Linked DNA regions of Mus musculus: region 2 is linked to region 1. The links are chromatin loops, found by intact Hi-C in ENCODE. Cell type or tissue: gastrocnemius. All regions are shown on one strand. Links, peaks and the distances in the headings refer to the core of each region. The heading gives the core; the rest is flanking DNA.

Region 1 (16,299 bases), core at 8,300-16,299:
AGGGCCTGATATCTGTTGAAACCTAACTTAACATGTTTTAATAAACAGATCAGTGAATAAGAACCAATACTCATTACATTTAAAAATATTCCCCAACTCAACAACTTGTCCAAATATGATAATGTGGTTTCATCTTGGTTTTGTCACCTGTGGATGTTTTAAAGACCAAAGCAGTGTTCCTAAAATTTCTAATGTCAACTAAAACCAGTTCTGTATAACTGTTTGGGCTGTATTCAATTTGCTTAATTCTCTAGATGGAGTCAGAAGAATCATAATACCGGGAGGAATATTCTTCTGCATAGTTTGTTCTGTGTCAAGTTTGACTCTAGTCACCCTCCCCTGTCTCCCTGCACTTGTGCATTCTCTTGGGTATTTCAACTTGCATTGGCAAGACAGCAAACAAAACGTACATTGCTGGTCTTGTTCTCATTATTTAGCTTGTGTTAAAGCTGCTAGAATTATTGAACTAGTGTTGAGAAGATTGTTCTGGACATTGAGTTTAGAAACAGAATTCTGACTGAAAGTTTAATTACTATGCTTTCTGGCTGTAGCTCCTACACTGTGCAGTAGAAATGTAAATGTGGGCGCATGGGGTGGGGAGGAACTTTACAGACTGTACATTCCCACAATCTTTTCTGTTAGCATAGATACTCTGCTTTTATTGAGGGGACAGTGAGGCTGTCTTGAGCTATTTAAATATGGGAGAGAGTCGTGTTCCACTTCATCATTAACAGGTAGTGATGATTCATTTTGCTCCATTTCTTCCCCAATTAGTTCCATATACATTTAAAAAATGTGTATGTGTAGTCTGCTGCATGTATGTCTGTGGGACACACATGTGAAGTGCCCACAAAGGCCAAAAGAGGGGCATCAAATACCCTAGAGCTGGAGTTACAATTGTTAGCTACTATGTGGATGCTATGAATCAAACCTGGGTCCTCTGGGAGAGCTGCCCGTGCTCTCAATAGCTGACTCACCTCTCCAGACTCCTTCAATAGATCTCTGATGTTTGGTTTTCCCAATAGGGGAGAATGTCTGGTTCATATCTAAGCAGTCAATTATACCCTTTGCTCATCAGATGAGACCTCTGCCCAGGGTACAAAATAGATTTTCCCTTCTCCTAAAATTTTTATTATATTTATTTGTGTGTGTGTATCTGTTTGTGAGCATGTGTGTGCTATGGCACAAGTGTAGAGGTCAAAGGACAAACGGTTCTTTGTCTCCACTGCTTGGGGCCCTGGGATTGAATATTTCACATTCTACAGAAACAGCATTAAATTGAAGAAATAATCACTTTGCCAAGCTCAGGTCCACATTATGACCCACTGCCCAAGTTTTCAGAGATAGTATTAACGTTTCTAGCACATTTGCAATATGTCAATTTGTAAACAACTCTAAATAAAGCACATTTCATCTTTAGAAACTAGAACTTATTTCAATTTGAAAATGTGGAGGATTTATATTGTGTATATTTTAAGTGAAGATCTTTTTTTCTTCACTAAATTGTTTGCCTGAAAAAATGTTCACATTCTCGATTTGACAAGTACCTTTATTTGAAATATGCTTGTATGTTCACATCCTATCTGAAAGGGGTAGGCTTTGAAATACTCACATAAATTGTCTCAGACATTAAGTAAGCTATATCTTTGTAAAGAAATCTTGATACAACTTTGGAAATAGTAAACGTGTTTTAGACTTAAATCTCAATGTTGCTCATGTGTAACGTGAAATATTTTAAATTACAGTGCTACATGTGTATTTGTTTCTGTTTTTCTTTTAAACTATATGGATGTATAAGAATGCTTGTGCTATAAGCATTAGGACTTGAGTTTGAATCCCCAGCCCCCATATAAAAGCCAGACTTGGTGCCTTTTACCCCAGCCCTGGGGAGATGGGGGATGGGGGATGGAGACAAGTAGATCCCAGGAGCTCCTTGGTCAGTCAGCCCAGTCAGACAGCAAGCTTCAGTTCAGCAAGAGACCCTGCTTTAAAGGAAAAAAGCAGAAAGCCATAGAAGACACCCAACATCCCCTTCTGGCTTTCGTATGTACACACATGGTGTCTGGAACCCCCACTCCACACACAAACTGACTACAGCCTTGCTCTGTAGCTCATGACCTTCCAGTCTCAGTCCTGAGACTACAGGTGGCACCATCATAGCGTAATCTGAAATTCTCAACAAATATAAAACTATAAATTTAGCCGGACGTGGTGGCGCACGCCTTTAATCCCAACACTGGGGAGGCAGAGGCAGGTGGATTTCTGAGTTCGAGGCCAGCCTGGTCTACAAAGTGAGTTCCAGGACAGCCAGGGCTATACAGAGAAACCCTGTTTCAAAAAACCAAAACCAAATCAAAACAAAACAAACAAAAAAAACCCAACCCCCCCGAAAAAACCAAAAAAAACCCAACAACAACAACAAAACAAAACAACAACAACAACAACAAAACCAAAAAAACCAAAACCTATAAGTTTACCATGTGCATATTTAGAAAATTCTGACAAATGAATTCACATTCTATTAAGTAGCATTATGACTTATGGTGTACAAAGTTGTTTAGTAGGCACTGAATTTTATTAAAGTGCAGTTCAAAGAGAGTCTTTAACATATACAGATGTGACTCAGGGTGATGTTTATCTGGAATTCTTTGTTCCATGTGCATTTTAACATCAGTTATGACAGAGTGTCCTTATAATTATAGTGGAATCCACTATTTCAGAAAAACCTGCTTAGCAGGCTATAACAATTACTCCTGCCTTTGGGAATATTTAATATTTGGTGGCAATAATGTTGCTGCCATGAGATTGGCATCGATTCTGTGAATGCCAGGAGCTTTAGGTGGACCTCATAATTCTTAATGCTTATATTTCGTAATTGTTTTATCTGGGTAATATGTGAGCGTGGCAAGCAATGGGCTAGGTGATGGGCGTAGCTCCCCCACATACATTAAGGTAGCTCTAAGTATCTGTATCACTTGCTTGTTTCATTAAATAATTTCTCATAAACTCCAGTGTGCGAAATTTTACTTATACTATTAAATCTTCAATGATAGATATATACATGTATGTATATATATATACACACATGTATATATATGTATATATGTATGTATATGTGTGTATATATATATACATATATATATATACATAAAATCTAAAAACATTTGATGAGAAATTTTGAAGAAAAATTATAAATTAAGAGAAGGCTGTAAGATATTGAGAATGTTATTGAGAAGATCTGGGAAATGGAGACAGGAAATAAATAACAAGTCAGGAGTTCCAACATGGTACAACTAAGAACTATGCAAGCTGCTTTCTGGTGGAACTGGAGGAGGATGGCAGCTACCCTAGCAGCTACTGGTGGAGCAGGCCTAGGGGTGGAGGGGCCATCACCCAAACTGGGAAAACCTGAAAGTCTAAAGAGAGATCCTTATCATGGCTGTGTGATTTAGCAGGGTGTGGCTCTGGGGGAGGAGCTACAGAGGATCTCCAGAACCACCACTGGGTCCCACATCACCAAGCTGATGGTTGGCAGGCTGACCACATCTTCTCTGGCTACTTAAGCTCAGCAGCTGACGTCATGCAGTAACGGATGTTTTCAGTTATCAGCTTGGTTTCCTCAGCATTGAATTGAAAGAACCTCCACTGGTATACACAGCAGCTAATTGCTTTATTTTTATTTCTGTGTTTTGGGTGTTTTGCCTGCACACCCGTTTATGCACCAAGTACATGTGGTGCCTGAAGGGGCTAGAAATGGGCATCTGAGTTTTGTGAGGCACCATGTGGGTGCTGAGGATCAAATCTTGGTTCTCTGGAAGAGCAGGTAGTGGCGTTAACCACTGACACGTCCCCTTTAAAGACTTGATGCCAGAGGTCATCATTACAGCTGCTACACTGGAGGCAGCAGGCAGGTACACTCAGTGGGGGTATGATAGCTTAGTAGTCCTTTGCCTTGGGAGGCTTGTGTCTTACTGTATAGCCCAAGATAGCCTAGAACTCAAGCTTTTCCTGCCTTGGCCTCCCAAACAGGCTACAGGGCCCAGCTAAGCATCAATGGCAGCACTGGAATTTATAGGAAAATGCTTTCAAAACTTTCAGTGAACACTGGTTTCAATTTAGAATTCTAGCTCTAGCTCTGGCAAATGCTATGAAAGGGTATGTCCCCATGACCCCTCCCCTCTGAACAGTCGTATGCTGCTGACACAGGAAGGACCCACTTACAAGCTTCTGGGCAGTAGGTGTTCTGCAGGTACCGAGGTCCATCCAGCAAACTCCCCAAGTATCTGTGAGTGCTTGGGAATGACCCATGAAAAATGGGAAAGCCACAGCCTAGACATTCTAGTCCTGCTTTGATTTCTCTCCAGAAATCTGCCTCGCTCTGAAAGAGATAATCCTAATGTATTACTGCCTTCTTGGGTTCTATCAGACATACTTGAGTCTATTTTATTTGTCTGCTAATTTATCTTTTGATGACACTTAAGTAACTCCAGAGGGAACAATTTTAAGTGCTCTCTCAGAGGACTATCTAGGGACCAGTAGCTGAATACATTTTACATGAGGAATGAGTCACTTTATGCAATAAGACCAAGTTCCTGGCTCCTGTCCTAGAATAACAGGATCATTTCATTAGTTTACTGGCTGGATGCTAACTTAAAATTTTTTTTTGTAGATTTAGAGACAGTATTTACAGAAACACTGTATTAAAGGACAGTGTCTAATGTACCTGAGATTTCCAAAATCTTCAAAATAGTAATTTATGTCTTAAAATGATAGTCCAAATTATATTTATTTTCTTAGGTCTTACCTATGAGATTCTTATGTAATTTACTGTCTATTTACTTTTTTTATTTTTTTTCTCTGAGACAAGGTCTCACTGTGTAACCCTGGGTGTCCTTGAACTCACAGAGATCCACCTGTCTCTGCCTCCTGAGTGCTGGGATTAAAGGCATGCGCCACCATGCCCAGCTGATTTACCTATACTTTAGAGACAGAGTCTTACTATGTAGCTCAATCTGGCTTGTACCTGTGTAGACCACACTGTCTTCAAACTTACAGTAGTCCTCCTGCCTTTACCTCCCCAGAGCTGGGACTACAGGCCTGAGCCATTACTCTTTGCTTGCCTTTTTAAAAATCCTTTTCCTATTGTGTAGGTTATACAAACTCAGAATAGATACTGATAGCCAAAAATAATCAAACACACTGCTGCATGTTTAGCATATAAGAGGAAAAAATAAAACCTAGCTGTCATCCTATTTATTTCTTTAATGTAAAATTTTGCTAGTGTTTTCAGGTGAGGTAGACCAGGACTTTATTGTCTTTTAATAACTTCTTGGTAATTGAAGTCATCGATGTCACACCCTTCTCCCTGACCCCCCTCCGTCCTGCCATTTTAAGTGGGGTAACTGAAGTGTTGTTGGCTTATATCTTTTCCTGGCATATGGCACCACCATAAACATGACAGAGACTGCAAGATCCACCACATCTTTTATAGCAATGACCATTAGTGATGGAAATATTTGCCCAGAGTTGAAAATTTGGCAACTCTTAATCTGAAGTATATAAAAAATTGGGTTCCCATTTTAGAAATGAAATCATTAAGAGCCAAAGAATCAGTTTACACAAAATCAAATAAGTAGATTTCAAACTCAGGGCAATCTGGTTCTAGTTCTCACCTCCTTCACCTGGTGGGGCCTCTCTATAAGCCTATCTCCAGTAGCTCCACAAATTAGGACAGTATTTCAAATGAAAACTGGAGTGAAAGTTTCTCCCTTGACATTTCTAATTTCTTACCTGACCTATGTTTACTTTGGAAGTGGCACCGTCTTACCTATTTATTAGTAACATGGGATTAAGTGTCCTCAGGAACACAGTGCTTCTTTTGTTTCTTAAGGGTGGTATTTGTGTTTTTTTTAAACACTGCCTTGTGATATATATATATATATATATATATATATAGTGTTTTAGGTCTAGATTAGAATTCACACACAAAAACCCAAACAGGAAGAAATATATGCTTTCAGATGGAAAATAAATTAAAAGATAATTTGATGAAACTGAAACCCTGCCTTATCTGATTGTAAGGCATTCATTCCTTAGCGGGTGCCTCATGTACTGGAGAGCCACCTATCCTGGAGAGCAGGTCCTTGGCAAGGGAACTGGGTTAGGTGTGTAACCACAGACGTTATGATTACACAGCAGAGATGGCTCCTGTGTCTTCACTGGTGTTGGTGTTGCAAGTCCCAAATCCAATGTGAGCAACAGAAGGGTTGGAGGGACCTATAGGAAGATGTGCTATTCAACAGGTTCCCCTACAGAAGGTCAGACCTGCTCAGAGCTGCAGGCTTTTAGGGTTAGTTATTACAGACATGAGAGATCTGGCAACAACGAGAGGGCATTAGTGGAGCCCTCTCTTAGTGGACAGTCCAGACTGTGTAGCACAGCAGTGATATGTCAATACATTTCAGGAAGGGAATATCTTAAAATCCAAATAAGCAGAAATAAACAGAAACATCAGGCAGAACTAAGAAAAGTATGGCATTCTTACTAATGCAATTAATGCTTCAGGTGTAATGGATGGTGATAACCTGAGGTGACTCTAAAGCTTTGAAGTTACGATGTTTTGTAATTTAAATGTAAATATCATTATATAAACTTGTGGACACAGAAGAGAATTGTTCAATACCTACAGGTCAGGGCTTAGAATCTGCATCTTTACACCAATAAATGCATTATTTGACTGATTGATTGATTTTTGAGACAGGTCTCACACCATACCCCAAGTTGGCCTGGAACTCACTTTGTAGCTCAGGGTGGCTGCTAACTGGTAACAATTCTGCAGCAGCCTCCCAAGCGCTGGGGTTACAGTCACTATGTCCAGACCGAGGCATTATCTTAAAGGAGATTTAACTCATTCATATAAAAATGAAACAGCCCAGGAGCAGGAGAGATGATTCAGTGGTTAAGAACACTAGCAACTCTTCCAGGATCTGGGTTCAACTCCTAGCGCTCACATGGTGGCTTACAACTGTAATTTCAGTTCAGAGGGATTCAATGTTCTCTTCTGGCCTCATCAGGCACACAACTGATGAACAGACAAGCCCCCCATACACATAAAATAAAAAGAAAACAAGAAACAAATAAAAGGAAAACAGATGTTTTCCCTAAGACACACAGATCTCAAATAGGTATTTGTATAGGTCACTGGAGAATACACATTTCAGAGAAGATTGACTAGGGAACAGAAAATTACAAGTAGCTCTGAAACCCATGGAGCACCTGAAAAGCTCTGCCATTCCCTTGAGAAAAATGGTTTTGTTGCATCTTTCAGCCAAATAAACCTAGGTTAAATATTAGATTCAGAGGGATGGAGGGAGAGATAGAGATGGAGAGAGAGAGAGAGAGAGAGAGAGAGAGCCCTCAAAATTCTTGGGACTCATTCCGTTACAGAGGAGGAGGGAGCACTGAAATCATCTAGTTTGTTCAATATGGAAGCAATGAGACTGTTGGCGGCCTCTAAAGCGGCAGAGTCTGGAGAGCCAGGACCTTTGCTGCATGGGACATCTCTTGTTCAGTCTTCCTTTGTTATTTCATAATTGCAGGATATTAGGTCTTAGAGGTTAACGTTCCCAGGTTAAGCTTACTGTGAGTGCTAAAGGGTGCCATCCAGTTAGCCAACCTTATTATGTACGTAGTTTAACGGCATTCATCTTGAAGTGATTCCAGGATATATAGAGTATAAAATACGCAAAATAATTGCCCAAGAGCTCCACTTTCATGACACATACCATTTTTATACAACAAAAGCAGCTTGGCAGATTATTCATTTCTTCTGAATGGTTTATTCAAAGTTAAAAATAAGTTGAGAAGGGAACATTTTATTGTAGCAATCTTTAATTATCATAGCCATTTCCATTTTCAGAGGCAAGGGCAAGGGAACACTGCTACCCTGTCACTTGTCACCCAAAAAACGCTGCTTGGTACTTCGGCTTTGGCTGAAGTTAGTAACCCTAGTTAAAGATGTGATTTCTATTTTAAGTCCTCTTTACCACTTGAAGTTATTTTTAGAGTTAAAATAATAGTAATATCTTTAAAAATCCAGTCTATTATTAATTCCAAGCTCACAATCACTCTTTACTATTGTAAAGTAGGACAGTTAGCATTATTTACCCTTAACAATGGGAAGCTTAGGGCAGAAAAAGAACTTAAGTGAACTTCTAAAATTCACAGCTATTTGCTGTAATATTTAGGAATAAATTTTAGGTCCTTTGTCTGCCAACTAAGCTTCTGTGTCTTCTAGAAGGAACATTGTGTGTGTGTGTGTGTGTGTGTGTGTGTGTGTGTGTGTGTGTGTGTTTTAACATTAAAAACTGACCTAACCTGGTACTTTGTATTACTCTACTGTCTCATATACATGATGATTTTGCCTTTTGATTATAAGTACCATTTATTTATTTATTTTACAACATCCACACAGTTCCCTGAACACAGTAAGACAGCACTCAATAAATGATTTTAAGAGTTAGGGACATGGGGATTGCTGTCATAGGTTGGCTAGCTGAGGCAGGACAATGAAGAATTACATATAATTCATTCAGTTCTCTCTCATTTAAAGGCTCCTAGTCAAATTAGCAGATACTAGTGGGGAGGCCTCTATCCACTTTATATTCTCATCACTGGTTCTTAACTCAAAATGTTAACTCAACAATCTACTTCCTTATTAAAGACATAAAGATGGAGTATTTTAAAATTTAAGGTGTAGTTGACAAAATATCTGTATTTATAGTATATCACATGATGTCTTAATACATGTATATAGTGAAACTCAGTTAAATCCAGATGCAATAGTTTCATAGGAGAGAAACATTTTTCATTTTTAGAATTACATTAAATTTCTTGAATGGTTAATTTAATACATCAACTTCACTGGGTTGATGAAGGACTGGACAGATAGTAAAATAGTATTTCTGAATGTGTCTATAAGGATGTTTATAGAAAAGATTATTTTTTGAATTGGTAGACTGTGTAAGGAAAATTGCTTTCTTCAGTGTGGGTGGTATCATGATTGAACTGAAAACAAAACAAAACAAAACAAAACAAACCCTCAAAGGTAGAGGAAGAAAAATCTGTTTAAGCTGGGACATCCATATCAACAATTGTGTCAACACTGGTGCAGCTGTCGTTCAGATTCTGAGGGAGTAACAGCTCTTCTGGTCATTAGGCCTTTAGATTTGGACTGGACCTATATACCACGTGCGCTCCTGACTGCTTTGCATAAGGCTTCTATGTCTTTATCATCTCAAGCCAGTTCCTTATAACATACTTTCTTCTATATCTTTTTGTAGATCCTGATTGGTCTATTTTTCTGGAGAATTCTGACTAATGTGGTTGTTTCTAAATGTTACAATGTAACACAGTTGTAAGCTTTTTGTACACAATATTATTACTTCTTTTCTTATATAAGGAAAGTGAGGTTAAAAAGGCTCCAAAATTGGCTAGTAAGTAGTGAAGACAGAAAACAAAACAAAACAAAAACCAACCAACCAACCAACCAAACAAACAAAAAAACCCCAACCAAAACCAAGATCTCCTGACTCTAAAATCTAAGCTATTATTATAGGCCAAGATACTTGACCTATACTCTGACATAAAATTTCTCAGATGGCTCAAATCTTTCCCATTCTAGATGTTAAAATAAATAATTTCATAAAGTTATAACAGGCACCTAAAAGACAGTTTCTGCTAAAAAGTACTTATCTCTCACTTGGGCTGACACAAGGAAACCAAAAGCAGGAGGAAAGCCTGGCACCTCTGCCTTCATTTTTAAAATCTGGCTCCTTTACTTGGGGTCAGAAACCTACTTAACGCTACAGGAAAGGATGCTAATCATTCAGAGAATATCTAAAAACGGGCAACAATTACTTCATCTCCACTCAAGGCTGAAGGCACAATAAACTGTCAACTTTTACAACGTCTCGTTCCAGACCTCCTAAAAAGTGTCCGACTGTCTCCAGTCCTAGTCCTAATCCTCCATAGGCATTACTGACTCCAGGAACACAGAGCCTAGCAGACAGTTCATCCCATGACATCACCCTAAAGTGACCTGATTGTCCCACCAAGCAATAAGGCCAGGGGATGACAGGTTAACACCAGAGTCAGGTCTCTATTAAAGGAGTCACCCTCAATAAAAACTATGTTCTGTCTTTTTCTAAAAGAATAATCTGGCCTCACAGAATTCCTTTGGTAGACAGTATTTGTTCTAGGATTGTATCTTATGCTGCCTACTTTAGGTTGCAATATGTTTCTAACACCCACTTTTTAAGGTTTTAAAATGGTATTTTAATTTTTCCCTTCAGTTTATATGTTCAGCCACCTGTACACTTTCTCAACACGTCCCTAAAGGGGGGGGGGGGAGGAGACAGAGACAAAGAGGTCCTCGATCCAAGGTTATATTAATAGAGAGGTCCAGACTTGGGACTATTTTAGGAAGTAGATTATTGGACAGGTTTGATTTCTAATTGGTCCCAGCTAGTTGGAACACAATATTAAGAGTGAAAGATCTCAATTATTTTCTCCCCATCCTCTAAAAGACTACCTTACTAGGACTCAGCTGTTCACCCAGAGAATATTAGCAGCAAGAGACTATCCCAACTAAATTCAATAACCCCCTTTTCAGAGAGAGCTGAGTCCACAGCCAGGTTTCCTGAAGCACTACTTGCCCGCTCTTACTACTGAAGCCTCTAGAGTGGTCCTTGAGGAAGTGCTGTACCTAGTAGTTGATGGCTATTCTGGAGTGGGTGTTAAACCTGAGAATGAAGAGGGCCTTGTCTTTAAGAGGTCAAAACTGGGGCTAAATTAGTTGGATCTCAGGCCCCCCCCCCCCCCACACACTGTTATTTAGCTCTTGGTTAAGTTATGTAATTTTTCTGGAATTCAATTTCCTTGCTAGATTGAGGGTGGTTACAATACCTGCCTCACATGGTTGTTGTGGGGACTCACATAAGTCTACCTTTAAAAGCAGTGTTAGCAGCACATTTAAACCCCCGCCCCCCTTTAAATATTAGTTTCCAAATCCTTGGATTTTGAGAGGACGATGCTGGCATTTTCCAGGTGTTCCCATGGCTAGTTTAAAGGGTAAGAGATCACATTTGTAGGGCTGACACACTAACTGCCCTCCTGGAATGGAGGTGTGGACACAGCAGAATTCACATCTGGCAGAGAGGCTCGCAGGCACGAAGGGATGCTTACCAGCAGCCTTTCCTTTGAGGAGGCGGGGCCTTTACATGCCGGCCGCTGGCTACCCAGGCTTTCCCTCGGGCGCTGCCCAGGTCCGACCTGTTTCCCTCTCAGCTGGATGCGCGGTGAGGGCATCGTCCCAGCGCGGCCGATCAGGCCCAGGTGGGCGGCGGGTGAGGTAGGACCACCCGGCTTTCCGCAAGTTTGGGCAGCCCAGGAGACAAAGGCACTTTCTGCTTTGGGGTTCTTGTAGCGCGTCTCCCTGAAGCTCCCAGCCCCCTACCTTTGTTCCCAACTTCCCCCGGCGCTGCAACTCTTTGTCTGGCCGCCACCCCGAGCCCCTTTGTTGTCCACCGTCACTGCCAGTGAGGGGTGGGGACGGCGCCCACCATTCCTGAGAAAGGAAGTGAGCAGAGGCGGAGGCAAAGCCGCCCTCACACGCCCCCACCAGCTAGCCTGACTCTCGGTCGCCCTCGGGCGACAGCCATGGTCGAGCCTCAGCCCCTCGCTGGGGTCCTCAGCACGGAGGAGGGGCGCGGCGAGGCCAGCGTCCTCTGATTGGCTGTGGGAGTCGGGGCGCCGCGACGCCATTGGACCGCGGAGCTGTCTGGCGCACGAGTGCGCGAGGTGGGGAGGGGGCTCTGGAAGCTGCTGGAAATCGGGCCGCCCGGCGGCGTGAGGGGGCCGCGCGGCTGGGTGGGCGGGGCGCCCAGCAGTGGGCGGGGCCACTAACTCCGCCCACTGCCCCTCCCCGCGCGGCTGCTCCGACCGCGGGCGGCCGAGGGGCGGGCGCGCCGCTGCATCCCCATCCTCGGCGTAGCTCGGCACAGAGCGAGCAAGCAAGCAAGCGGCGCCTGGCCGGAGCGAGCGGACGCAGCGCCGAGGCCCGGCCATGGCCACCACCAGCACCACGGGCTCCACCCTGCTGCAGCCCCTCAGCAACGCCGTGCAACTGCCCATCGATCAGGTACCGGCGTCCGGGGCGTCGTGCCCTGGCCGCCTCTGCCGGCCGCGGTGCCACCCGGGCGGGAGCAGGGTGGGGGCTGGGGCCGGGACCGCCGTGCCCGGCGCCCGGCGGGGCGGGGGCGCGCGGCTGGCCTTGTCCCCTCGGCTGTCGCTCCGGCTGGTGCCTCTGTGCCCACCCAGCCTCCCATCGCCGCCCGGGCGGGGGTGGGCGCGGGCGGAGGCTCGGCGACAGCCCGCCGGGGAGGGCTAGACAGACGTGCGCGCGTGCATGCTGTCGCTGCCGGGCCACCGGGCGTCGGACCCGGGAGTCCCGGGACCGGTGGACCTGGCACTGCTGCGGGTTATCGGGAGACTAAGAATGGTTTGGGTGCCGAGTGCCCAGGACACGGCGTGGATGGACGAGGCTTAAGCTCTTCTGCACTTGGGGACAGTTTGCATTGAAGTGTGGCTCAATAGACGGAGAGGCAACAGTTTGGGGGAAGACAGGTTATGAAGAGAAGTCAACGTGACTTCACGATGCTAGGGTTTCTGGTGAAAAAGTTGCAGCTGTGGATAGGAGCAGCCATCCTACCCCCTCACCCTACCCCCAGAGAAGCTTTTGACACTAGGGAAGGCTGGCATTTAAATGAGGCCAGTCGAATTTGATTGTTTAAAGGGCCTCAGGATTACTGAAATAAACAGCATTGGGATGGAGAAAGCAGCGCCATTTTTATTGAGCAAAGGAACTTTGGAAGTATGTCCTGAGAAAGGTCTGGGAAAGTTGTTGGTGGGGTATGGTTAGATAGCTGGTCTAGCTCCAGTACTGAAGGAAATTGACTTTGGAAATTCAGCCTAACATTATTTCTGATCTGGAGGTGTTTGCACTTCCAAGGGCTATGGGCTCAGCTTGAGTAGCTGCTAGTGGTATCTTAAGGTTTGCATGTAAAACACAAGATTCCTCTCTGGACTTGAGCTGGAGGTGACACCTGAGCTGAACACTGTGTGCTCCAGGCTTTGTGCTTCACTGTTTAAAATAAAATATACTGAGTTACCTCAAAGGAGGGTTAAACCGTCCTGCTCAGTGTTCTGATCTGACTTCTTTCCTTTATTCCTCTCATAACTTTTCGATTAATAGTGAAATACCTGTTCTCCACACAGCTTACACAGCGGTTGTGGTGTGTGTCATGCTAATAGATTATAAGAGTGCCCCAAGTGGAATGATTCCTTTAATTCACAGAATTAGTCTTTGTTTATTAAGTTGATAATAATCAAAGGCTTTGGATACTCTCAGTTCTGTGGAGGAGTCTCACTATTTCCTAAGTGGAATCATGGCACCTGACCTCTAGGTGTGTGTTACACTTCTGACTTCAATAGGTTGTTCCCAGCCTACCAGTGCAGGTAGGGCAGGATCTTCTTGCTAATGAGAAACGTGTGTGTGTGTGTGTGTGTGTGTGTGTGTGTGTGTGTGTGTGTCCTTTACCTTTTTATTCTTTTGGTGAGGCAAATGATTGTGTATTCTCTCTGCCATAGCCCTATTAAGCTAATTCTTTTAAACTTCTATAAAGGATCATAACTTTTAAAAGTAATCTAATATCAATAAGCTCCTTTAAACATCTCAGCAGTCCAGAGAAAGTTCTTTGTGGAACTGAAGTGAGCAAGCAATCCAGGGAAGGTGACCTGAGTTAAGACTGACTTTATCAGCTAGAGGTCTTGTCTCTTGTGTCTTAGATAATCTGCATCTTCTGGTATACGCTTGAAGTCTGTAGAGCCCGAGTTTATATGGCCATTTGTGTAAGACAGTTGTTTGCTCTGTGATAAGCAAGTCTTAGGAATATTGGGTTAATCCATACAATCTGTACTTTTCACAGCAATAATTATTTCTGTGAATACCAAAGAATCTTCATGATGATACTCTTGGAGTAGTTAACATTGTAAAATTAGACAGACATTTTAGAATTAAGCCAATCAGAAACATTTCCTAACACATGAACAGTTGAATCCATGTTGAAAGAAAGCCTAAGACTTGGCTGTAGTCAAATAATGTAATTCTATAGGAAAGAAAAAAGACAAGCCAGGAAGTTTATAACTTGCTATGTGTTCACTTGGTGTGTGCCAATTTACACTGTTTAGAAAAATTAGGAAATTATAAAAGCAGTTGTTTTAGGAAGTAATAAAATGTGAACTTTTTACTATTGTATTGACTTGGCACACTGAGAACCTAGTGCCCTTGCTGCTGAAGTAACAGGAGGAAGAAGTGTGCTGTCAGGCAAAGCAAAGGAACTGGAGATCTTGCCTTAGGCTGGAGAATCTTTATCTTTGCTAAGAATTACAGAGTGACCTTGAAGTAGCTGAAGTGGTGCTCTGTAGTCTTTAAATGAAATTAAAGCATGAAATAGTGGTATCTGGGAGATTATGAGATCTTTAAGATAGGAAGTACCTGGCCCCCCGGCGTTTTGCTCTTTAGGGCCTGTTTTCCAAGTGACTTCCTTCCTAGTATAATTCTGAAGGTCTGTAGAAAGGAATGTGTGGAGGTGTGGTTTGAGAGAGGAGCCATCTTGAGGACCAGTTGTGCCAAAGAAAAGGAGCAATTGTGTGAGTCCCAGGCGAGATCAGGTGTCTCCATATCACGGGGCTTCTGTTCCTTATAAGTTGCTGATGTGGGGTTTTAGACTCCAGAGCAAGTACCAAAATGAAACTAAGAATAATGTCACTGATGATCAACCTATATATATATTTTTTTCTTGTTTCTTTTTCTTTCTTTCTTTCTTTCTTTCTTTCTTTCTTTCTTTCTTTCTTTCTTTCTTTCTTTCTTTCTTTCTTTCTTTCTTTCTTTCTTTCTTTCTTTCTTTCTTTCTTTCTTTCTTTCTTTCTTTCTTTCTTTCTTTCTTTCTTTCTTTCTTTCTTTCTTTCTTTTTTTTTTTGAGACAGGGTTTCTCTGTATAGCCCTGGCAGTCCTGGAACTCACTTTGTAGACCAGGCTAGCCTCGAACTCAGAAATCCACCTGCCTCTGCCTCCCAAGTGCTGGGATTAAATGCGTGCACCACCACGCCCGGCAACCTATATATTTTTTTCTTTTTTTTTCTTTTTTTTTTAAAGATTTATTTATTTATTATATGTAAGTATACTGTAGTTGTCTTCAGACACACCAGAAGAGGGTGTCAGATTTCGTTATGGATGGTTGTGAGCCACCATGTGGTTGCTGGGATTTGAACTCCAGACTTTTGGAAGAGCAGTCAGTGCTCTTAACCGCTGAGCCATCTCACCAGCCCCCTATATATTTTTTTCAACATCTTATATTATCTATTACATTTGCTTGGCCTTGCTCTGAGTTATCATGAGATTGCTTTCTAGTTGTGGCCCCCTCCGCTTCTCCCTCCTTACTTCCCATGATTACTGCTGTGAAACTGGGTAAATAGCCAGTATATTAAACAGCAGAACACTGGTTAGAGATGAGCCCAGAAACAGCCCCTTGACATAGGAGTCATTGTTTTATAGATCATGTGCCAAACTCTTGGGACAGGGAGAAGACAAGAAGTGGGGACTTGTGGTGTTTTGAAAGGTTTGAAGGAAGGAGAAAGATGTGTGGGAAGAAAGGTTAGATGTTACCAAGCAAGCAGACTCCAGTAGTATCTATAATGCCCAACACTTGAGAGTTTGGGAAGTGTTTCTATGTATTCTACATCAGTCAATAGGATCCTTACACCTCTGGAAGTCAGATATCGAACCTGAATTATTTAGTTCATATACATATGTGCACATGGCCATGCTTTTAAGTCTTTGCATAGACTGTCAGTTTATTTTGTAGTTTTGGTGTGGGAGAAATACTTTGGATATGTCTTTGTTTTAGAGCCGAACCTTTTGGCAGTGAAAGTGAGAAGAAGTAAGAACTGTCCAGAGTTCCAGATATTGGTGTGCTGGTGATTGTGGGTTGGGATAGGGAACCCAACCTCTGTGTGTGTGTGTATGCATGTATATCATATGTGTATGCATGTATATCATATGTGTATGCATGTATATAATATATATGTTTGAATGTATATCATATGTGTATGAATGTATATTATATGTGTATGAATGTATATTATATGTGCATGAATGTATATTATGTGTATGAATGTATA
Region 2 (8,000 bases), core at 1-8,000, 120 kb after region 1:
GTGCCTGGCCTATGACTGATGTAGGGCACTGACAGGAAAGCTGGGCTTGGGAAAGAGAGACAAGCTTTTGGAAAGCTCTCCCCTGCACTGCTTCACAGCCTTGGGAGGCTTCCGATGGGCTTAGGGTTAGGGTAACCGTGCCTGTCGTGAGCTTCATCTGCATGGATCCTAGTACTTTCCCATGTTATCACCACACGAGTCTTCCTGAATGTCCAACGGACTCGTAATGCTCCTGCCCGCCTTGTGAAGGGTGCGCTGATGTGGCGTGGAGCCTCTTTGGTCTGTCTCTTGCCCTATTCACTACATCATCATAAGTCTCTTTATTCTGAATATTGTGTGATACACAATGCACATTTGAACACCACACAGAGCAGATCACAGAAAGGCCGAGCAGTTGGTCCTTGGCATTTCACTACTGCCTTTATTTTATTGCCGTGAAATGTGGCTTTAGCCTGGCAATTTAATGGAAATTAAAAGATAGTGTTACCTTGTAAGAATTTGTTTGTTTTGAGACAGGTTCTCCCTGTGCATCCTGGGTTGATTTACTCTCCAGGCCTTTCCTCGGTCTCTGGGATGCTAGCCATGAGATGCACAATTATGCCTGGCCTTGTGTGGGTTTAAACTAAGATTGCCTTAATGCTGTTTTTCCTTCTGTCAAATTTAAACATTAACAATAAGTGAAACTTCTTAAGATCCTTGTATGCCTATTTAAATGCTGGCTTTAAACAGAGGCTCCGAGATTACAAACCAATTTTGTCCTTTTAGGGTTTTTTGTTTTGTTTGTTTGTTTTGTTTTTGTTTTTTTAAATAGTCGGTATTGATATTGGTGACATAGCTCATTGAGTAAAAGCACGTGTTACTTGCCTGACAACCTGTGTTCAAACACACACACACACACACAAATATAATGTAATATAATATAACATAACTTTGAACCATTGGCTCTGTTAAGCCACCAGCTACAGGAACATAGGCGTTCTATTCCCATTTGGATTTGATTGGAGGCTGTTGGCAACTTTGTGTGGTGGGAGTGGGGTGTTTTCTAGAATAATTGGCAGATTTTGCCTTTGATCTTATTAAGCCTGCACATTACCATACTGACCAGCTCACCGTAAAGGCGGCTTAAACCCGACAGAAGAGTAAATCTTGCTTGCGTACTTTCCCCCCCAGATTGTAAAATTTTTTGTTTAATCAAAGAACTAATAAAAGAACAGACCATTTAAGGGTAGGATCGGTGTCTGTGAAGGTGTTTGGCTGCATTTTGATGGGTCTTAGCTCATTTGGCCATAACATCAATGGTGTGAACTAGAAACGCTTTCTGTTGATTGGAAAGGATCCACTTGAAGCAAGAGACATCCGATGTTGACCGGGTCTGTAAGCTGCCGGTCAGCCACCACTGTGAGAGGGTTGACAAGGAAGCTCTGTAGTCCAGAGTGGGTTCTGGTCAGCCATTAGGCATTCGGCCCCACTTACCTAGAATAAAGACCAAAATGAGCATGCTGACTGCAGGGGGAGCGCTCCCAGCAGTTTCTTACAGGCAGGTGAGCACTCTCCACTGTATTCTAGCACAGTACCCAGAACTCTCCCTCTCTGTCTGTCTGTCTTCTCAAGCTCATGTCTGGTGTCTTGTTAACTAACCTACTGACTTGAATAGGGTTGTTGTTTTCACTGTGTGTGATGATGTCTCTGACCTCTCTTACATAAGTCAGGGCTGGAGAGATGACTGGGTGGCTAAGAATGCTTGCTGCTCTTCCTTCCAGAGGACCCGAGTTTGGTTGCTTACAGCCACCTGTAACCCCAGCTCCAGGGATCTAGCACCCTCTTGTGGCCTCCGTGGGCACCTGCACACAGCTTAGCAGACATGTACACACACATACTCATTTTAAAATTCAATTAAGTCATGGACAATGGATCTAGCTCAGCAGGAAAGGGCTCACCTGGAAGGTCCAGTCTCTAATGCTACTAAATAGCTAAATAACTAAATAACTAAAAAGTCCACTCTCACTGCTTAAAAGCTAGGCAGGGTATACACCTCCTGGGAGAGCAGAGTAGATTGAGGCTGGAGAGATGGCTCAGCAGCTAAGAGCATTTGTTTCTCCTGCACAAGGTCCAGGTTCAGTTCCCAGCAGCAACATGGTAGTTTACAAACATCAGTTTTAGGGGATCTAATAGCCTCTTCGGCCTCAAGGGCACCGGACATGTACATGGTACATATAATATGTATGCATGCAAAGCAACCCAGACACATAAAATTAAAATTAATCTTTTAAAAAACCATATATGTATGCACGTGTATATATATTGTATGCATTGCAATAACATTTCTTAATGCTTTACTTCCTCACAGCTGACGCCATTAACAATGCTGCGGGCTTCGGTTTCAGAGGATACGACAAGAATGGAGTGGCTCGCTGGGACTTAATTTCCAACTTGAGAATTCAGCAAATAGAGGTTAGTAAACGTTTAAGACGTTAGTCATGTGACAGCATAAGTGCCACCGTGTGCTTTTATAGGTTATGGTGTGATTCCCCGAGAGTGGAGCTAACAGGTGTTGACCACAGTAGGCTGCAAACTTTCTTTTAATAAAGAGTGTATTTGCGCTTATGGAGGTGAGAGTCCGTAAGGATGAAATGAACCTAGCGGTATGACTAGGACCAAGGGAGCTCACATCATACAAACACAAAGCAGAGAGAGAACTAGAAATTTTAACCATTGAACCTACACGTGCTGACAGACTTTCTCTAACAAGGCACACCTCCCACACCTCCCAGTCAGCTGGGACCCACATGTTCACGTGCGTGAGACTGTGGGGGACATTTCTCACACACGTGGACCGATGTTTAATTTTATACAACCAATTAAAGTTCAGCTGGAATCGTGGCCGGTCAGGGAGCTGAGAACAACAGACTGAGTGTTCAACGTTAGACAGGATCTCACAGCAGCCGCTTCAAGGGCTCGTGGGAGGATTGGAAAGAAAGCAAAGTCAAAGGAGAGGGAGGAGGACATGAACCCATTCCCCGACTCTCGGCCCCTGTTCCCTGGTGGTGGGACACTCTGACCCCTGAGAATGCAGTGAATGAGGCTGGTGACTTACGGTCCGCAGGGAGCTTTGGAGAGTGCTGGAAGGTAGGCTCTGACCTGGAAGGTGCAGGCATATGGTGCTTTAAGTCTGTGGTCGGTCTGACAAGCCACACAGGGAGGGGAACCAGAAGCAGGAGGTGACCGGGTAGGCCCTGGATGAAGAACATCCTGTGGGTGTGGGAAGGGGCCAGCGGGTCATAAGATGGCATCGAAGATGATGGGGGTGAGGCTAGAGAAGCCATCCTTTGGAACTCCAGTTCCAGGGATCTGGTGCCCTCTTCTGGCTTCTAGAGGCACTGCATGTACATGGTGCTCAGACACAGGCCAGCAAAAAACTCTCATAAAATGAAAATAAGTAAAAACAGGGAGGAAGAGGGGAAGCGGGTGGCTGCTGGAGTAGGGTGATGACGGATTGGCATTTACAACCTTTGACTCTGTGGTGACTCTCTGGAGCTTTCCAGCCTCCATGGACAGACTTAGTTTGCCACGTTTGTATGTTTATGCATAAAATGGATATGGTTTTCCCATACCTTGAGAACCAGGTGTTACCCTCCTGGGCACATGAAGCATTGCCTTCTTGGGGATAGGTGGCACGAGGACAGAGAAGCACTGGTTTCTTAAGGAAGGCATTGTGAGCACGGCTAAATGGCCCCAGATGTCACTTGAGCTGGGGCCAGGAGCACTCCAGTTGAGTATGGTTTCATCAGCAGTTCTGCAGGGAGGGGGAACAGAAAAGGTAGCCAACCCAGACCCGAGGGCCTGTAGCTGTACAGGCTGTAGGTAGAGGGGGGCCTGAGGAGACTTTTGTTTAAAAGTCACTGTTCTTATAGAAGTCCTGAGTTCAGTTCCCAGCACCTATGTCAGGCAGCTCAAAACCACCTGTAACTTTAGGGGATCTGAAACTCTCCTGAGTCCTCTGTTGGCACATGCATGCATGCACACACACACACACACACACACACACACACACACACACACACACACAATAAAGACTAAAATACTGACGAGAAGGAGTTTAAAGTTGGAGAGACTCACTCTCTGCAGCTCCTGTACATGTAGAAGAGAGAGACAAGGTAGAGGAGAGGAGGCCACAGTAGGCCTGCAGGACTGCATAATGGCACTCCCGAGGCGGACGGAGCAGATGTGATGTGAGGCATGAGGTCTGGTGACAAGGATGTAGTGTATGGTGAGTTCTGTCTTGAGGAGGGTGGACAGGCTGTGTCTGTACTTGGAGGCCAGATCACCTACTCTGAGGGACTTTGGAGAGCTGTGAAGTATTTTTTGTTCGTTTGTTTGTTTGTTTTTCGAGACCTGTGACGTATTTTAAATGCTGCTGGTTAATTCTTTGTGATGTACCTCCCCTCATTGTAGCATTGAAATAACTGTTTTCAAAATAGGCACAGTTAGCATCAGGTAGATTGGGGGCCTAGTCACAGCTGAGAACCATGTATGTTATCATCTAGATGCTACCAGTGGGGACGGTGGGCAGCATGCCCATCATAGAGTAGGGTTTTGATAAGTTGATGGGTAGGAAGGAAACCAAGACAAGAACATCAAAGTCTCGGTGTAATAAATAGACTGTGGAGTCTAAATCGCTAGAAGGGAGCTGGAGACATAGGTCTGTGTTGACCTGGGGTGTCACGGCAGTACTCTGCTGCCTTCCAATGTTGCTGGAGATATATAAACTTTCGTGGATGCTGTTACTGTATTAGAAGAACAGTGTTTGGGCTGGTGAGATGGTTCAGTGGTTAAGAGCGCTGATTGCTCTTCTGAAGGTCCTCAGTTCAAGTCCCAGCAACCACATGGTGGCTCACAACCATCTGTAACGAAACCTGATGCCCTCTTCTGGAGTGTCTGAAGACAGCTACAGTGTACTTACATATAATAAATAAATAAATCTTTAAAAAAAAAGAAGAAGAAGAACAGTGTTCAGTAAGGAACCAATGCTATGCCATTATTACCAAATGACTTTAAAATTTAATTTCTTAGCTTATTAAAGCATTACTATGTAGACTTAAAGCTTCATTATTTTGTTTGCCAAAGAAAATGGTCTCTTTGTCTTTCAGATGTCAACAAGTTTTAAGATGTTTCTTGATAACTGGAATATCCAGACAGCTCTTTGGCTCAAAAGGTATGCACCTTCGAGAGTCACCCTTAGGCATGCTTTGGCCTTAAGGACTTGAGCCTAAGCTTGCCAACTTAACATCCTTCATTAATTGTTAGTGTGTTGAATGACATGTGGTCTTAGGATCCGCCATTAGCATCCACCAAAGCAAGGCACTGTTCATCAAGTCAGAATTTCTTGGAATTAAGACACAAGCATCCCTATGCCAGTCACCTCAGCTTGGCTTGGGCTCTGCTGATGTCTGGGCCTAGCCAGTGTCCTCTGCAGCTCTTTTTATATGTTGGGCTGGGGACACACACATGTAGGATCAAAAGACTCAGTCTTACTCCCTAGTCAGGGCTCTCCTTAAGATCATACTGTGAGGCTGCACAGATGGTCCTGCAGTTAAGAGCGCTTGCTGCTTGTGCTGAGGACCTGAGTTCAACCCTCAGCATCCTCAGGAGGGCTCACACTGCTCCGTAGCTCCGGCCCTTGTTCCAGAGGGTCAGGTGTCCCTTTCTAACCGTATGCGAAAAATAAAGTAATCTGAAAAACAGCAACAGAAATCTTATAGCGTCCCTGGAGCCAGGGCATAGAGAACTGAAGCCAGACGTGTCTCAGGATGTGTGAGGTGGGTGAGTGGGGTGGGGTGGTGCACAGGACGGGCGGCCCAGCCTGAGAAAACACGGGTCCCATGAGCACCGTGCAGTCGGATTCACCCTGAGACACACAGCGGGTCTTGTTATCTGTTGTCTCCCAGCCAGCCTTCCCAGTGGTTCTGTCCTATCAAATCCTATCTCCCGTGTTAGGAAAAGCAGACTAGGTTTATAGATTCCCCCAAACTGGAAGTGATCATTTTAGTAATTACATATACCAGTAAAAAGATAGGAGCCAAGCTTACACTTGCAAGTCTGACACGTCATGACTGAGCTAGTGCCCAGGAGAAAGGCCGTTTGTTTTCATATGCCCTGTCAGCCCAGAGAGGATCCTGTGGGTTTTGTGAACTTAGATCCGCTCACTTCTCTTGGCTCTCCTGTTATCTATGGTTTCTAGGGTGTGCTATGAACGAGCAACCTTCAGTCCGACAATCCAGACATTCTTTCTCTCTGCCATTTGGCATGGGGTCTACCCAGGATACTATCTGACATTCCTAACGGGAGTGCTAATGACGTTAGCAGCTCGGGCTGTAAGTATCAACGTTTTTGTTTTATAATTCAGTGAGTGACTCTGTTTCTTGGGCTGTGAGCAGCAGCACCTGCCTAGTAGAAGTCAGATGTATGACTGTTCTCTGGAAATGAGTATACACCCCCAATGCCAGCCTCCATGCTAACTGTATACCAGGAGAAGCCATGCGTCTGCCTGGCAGGAAGTGCTTAAAACAAGTTATGTGTCTTTACAGCATTTTCTGAACGAGAGATAGCAATGATGATTAGCATGGGTAGGTCTCTTCTAAACCACTTGTTTCTTTTTCATTTGTGATGTAACTCTGGAGGCCTCTCTCAGTTCAGAGTAGAGTATGACCACTCCTAGAGAGAGGGCTGGGCTGTTCCCAGTGGGAGACACTGTGGACTGTGGGTGCAGTACTGTTCTGAGGAGTGTTTGCTGGTGGGAACCTGGAACAGTTTGAGGAAACAGTTAACATCGATCGCTTCATAATATGGAAGAAAAGAGGGGGATGAGTCGGTGTGTCTGGAAGTCCACTGGAGGGAAGTGATGTGTCCAAACGTGTTTTTACACGCTTACTAGAGTACCACCTGGATAAAATAGCTTCATTTAACAAACCAGCGGATACTCACTCTGATGGACTGTGGGAGTATATGAGGGAAATAGCAAGAAAAGTAATACAGGACTGTGCCTCCTGGTGGTTGATAGTCTGCCCAGGGGCATAAGCATGGATATGTGTGTTCTGTATGTGCGCCTGCATGTACATCACTGAGCATAGACCCCTGGGCTACCCACTAGGTAGAGTTATATAGCAGAGTTTAAAGATGGAAGTTCTCTTGGTTGGGTTGGTTAGAGATGAGCTCATTAGGGCAGGTTTTGTCTGTATGCTTTGAAAGGTAGAAGGTATTTCAATACCAACTGGAGTGTAATGGGGACAAGATTATATCCTAGGCATGGGCATGACATTAGAAAGGTTCAAAGCCATAGTGTATTTGGGAAATGCCAGGGAGATGGAATTAAAGCAGTGAGTTCCTATGTGAATAGCAGATAGTTCTGGATAGGAAGAAAGGCGGCAGGAAATGACAGGAGCCTGGGCATCAGCCCTAAAGCCTGGTCCTGTTCTCTCCGTTGCATCAGGGAGTCAGGGGAGGTAGGGCTTCTATTTTCTCAGAGTGCCGAAGGCTGTGCAATGCGAGGTAAACACTCTAGCACTGAGCTACATCCCCAGCTAGCTAGAGCTTCTAAACATGGTGGAATAGTGGCCAGCTATGCTGGAAGAAATGGCTTGTTGATATTATATAGAGTGGATTAGAGAAAGCTAGGCAAGAGGTCCTAGGTGCCAAGATTTGGTTCTAGCCTCTGAGAATCGTAACCATTCACTACCATAGTTCGGAGGAACCCACATGGTATCTTTGTAACCAAAGCAGTGCTTCACCTGTGGAAATATTGGGGCACACCAGACATAAAAGAAGAAAGGAAAATGAAATATATGGTAGAAATGGAAAATCTCATTTGAGTAAGAGTGTGCATTTTAAAACTGCAACATTTGGCTGTTTTGAACTGTCTTGTAAAAAGCTGGGGACATAGCTGAGTACACTTGCCTAAAATGCACAAGTCTCCAACTCTGCAACAAACAAACAAGCAGGCAGAC

What was found. A loop is a pair of places that touch in the nucleus more often than their neighbours do. Peaks named below come from ENCODE experiments on the same cell type or tissue, not always from the same donor. Only the 100,000 strongest peaks of a DNase experiment are listed, where the experiment ranks them.
Region 2: it touches region 1 in a loop (2.0-fold over the local background); 11 of 42 quality-filtered maps call a loop at or near these places.

Annotation. Positions count from the first base shown.
Region 1 is chr12:24,819,576-24,835,874 of GRCm38, forward strand. It overlaps Mboat2 (membrane bound O-acyltransferase domain containing 2), which reads left to right and starts at 12,024. Exons shown (of 13, transcript NM_026037.3): 1 at 12,024-12,199. The coding sequence starts at 12,125. 2900060N12Rik (RIKEN cDNA 2900060N12 gene) reads right to left here and starts at 11,742. Exons shown (of 3, transcript NR_166876.1): 1 at 11,245-11,742. In gastrocnemius, for the core only: a CTCF peak has its summit at 11,807; DNase peaks (open chromatin) are centred at 11,376 and 11,813; H3K4me3 peaks cover 2,096 bases; H3K27ac peaks cover 1,448 bases.
Region 2 is chr12:24,949,039-24,957,038 of GRCm38, forward strand. It overlaps Mboat2 (membrane bound O-acyltransferase domain containing 2), which reads left to right. Exons shown (of 13, transcript NM_026037.3): 9 at 2,348-2,451; 10 at 5,148-5,212; 11 at 6,239-6,371. Among named protein-coding and RNA genes, the nearest start is that of Kidins220, 22 kb to the right of the region's middle. In gastrocnemius, for the core only: CTCF peaks have their summits at 1,832 (motif pointing left) and 3,369 (motif pointing left); DNase peaks (open chromatin) are centred at 1,812 and 3,353.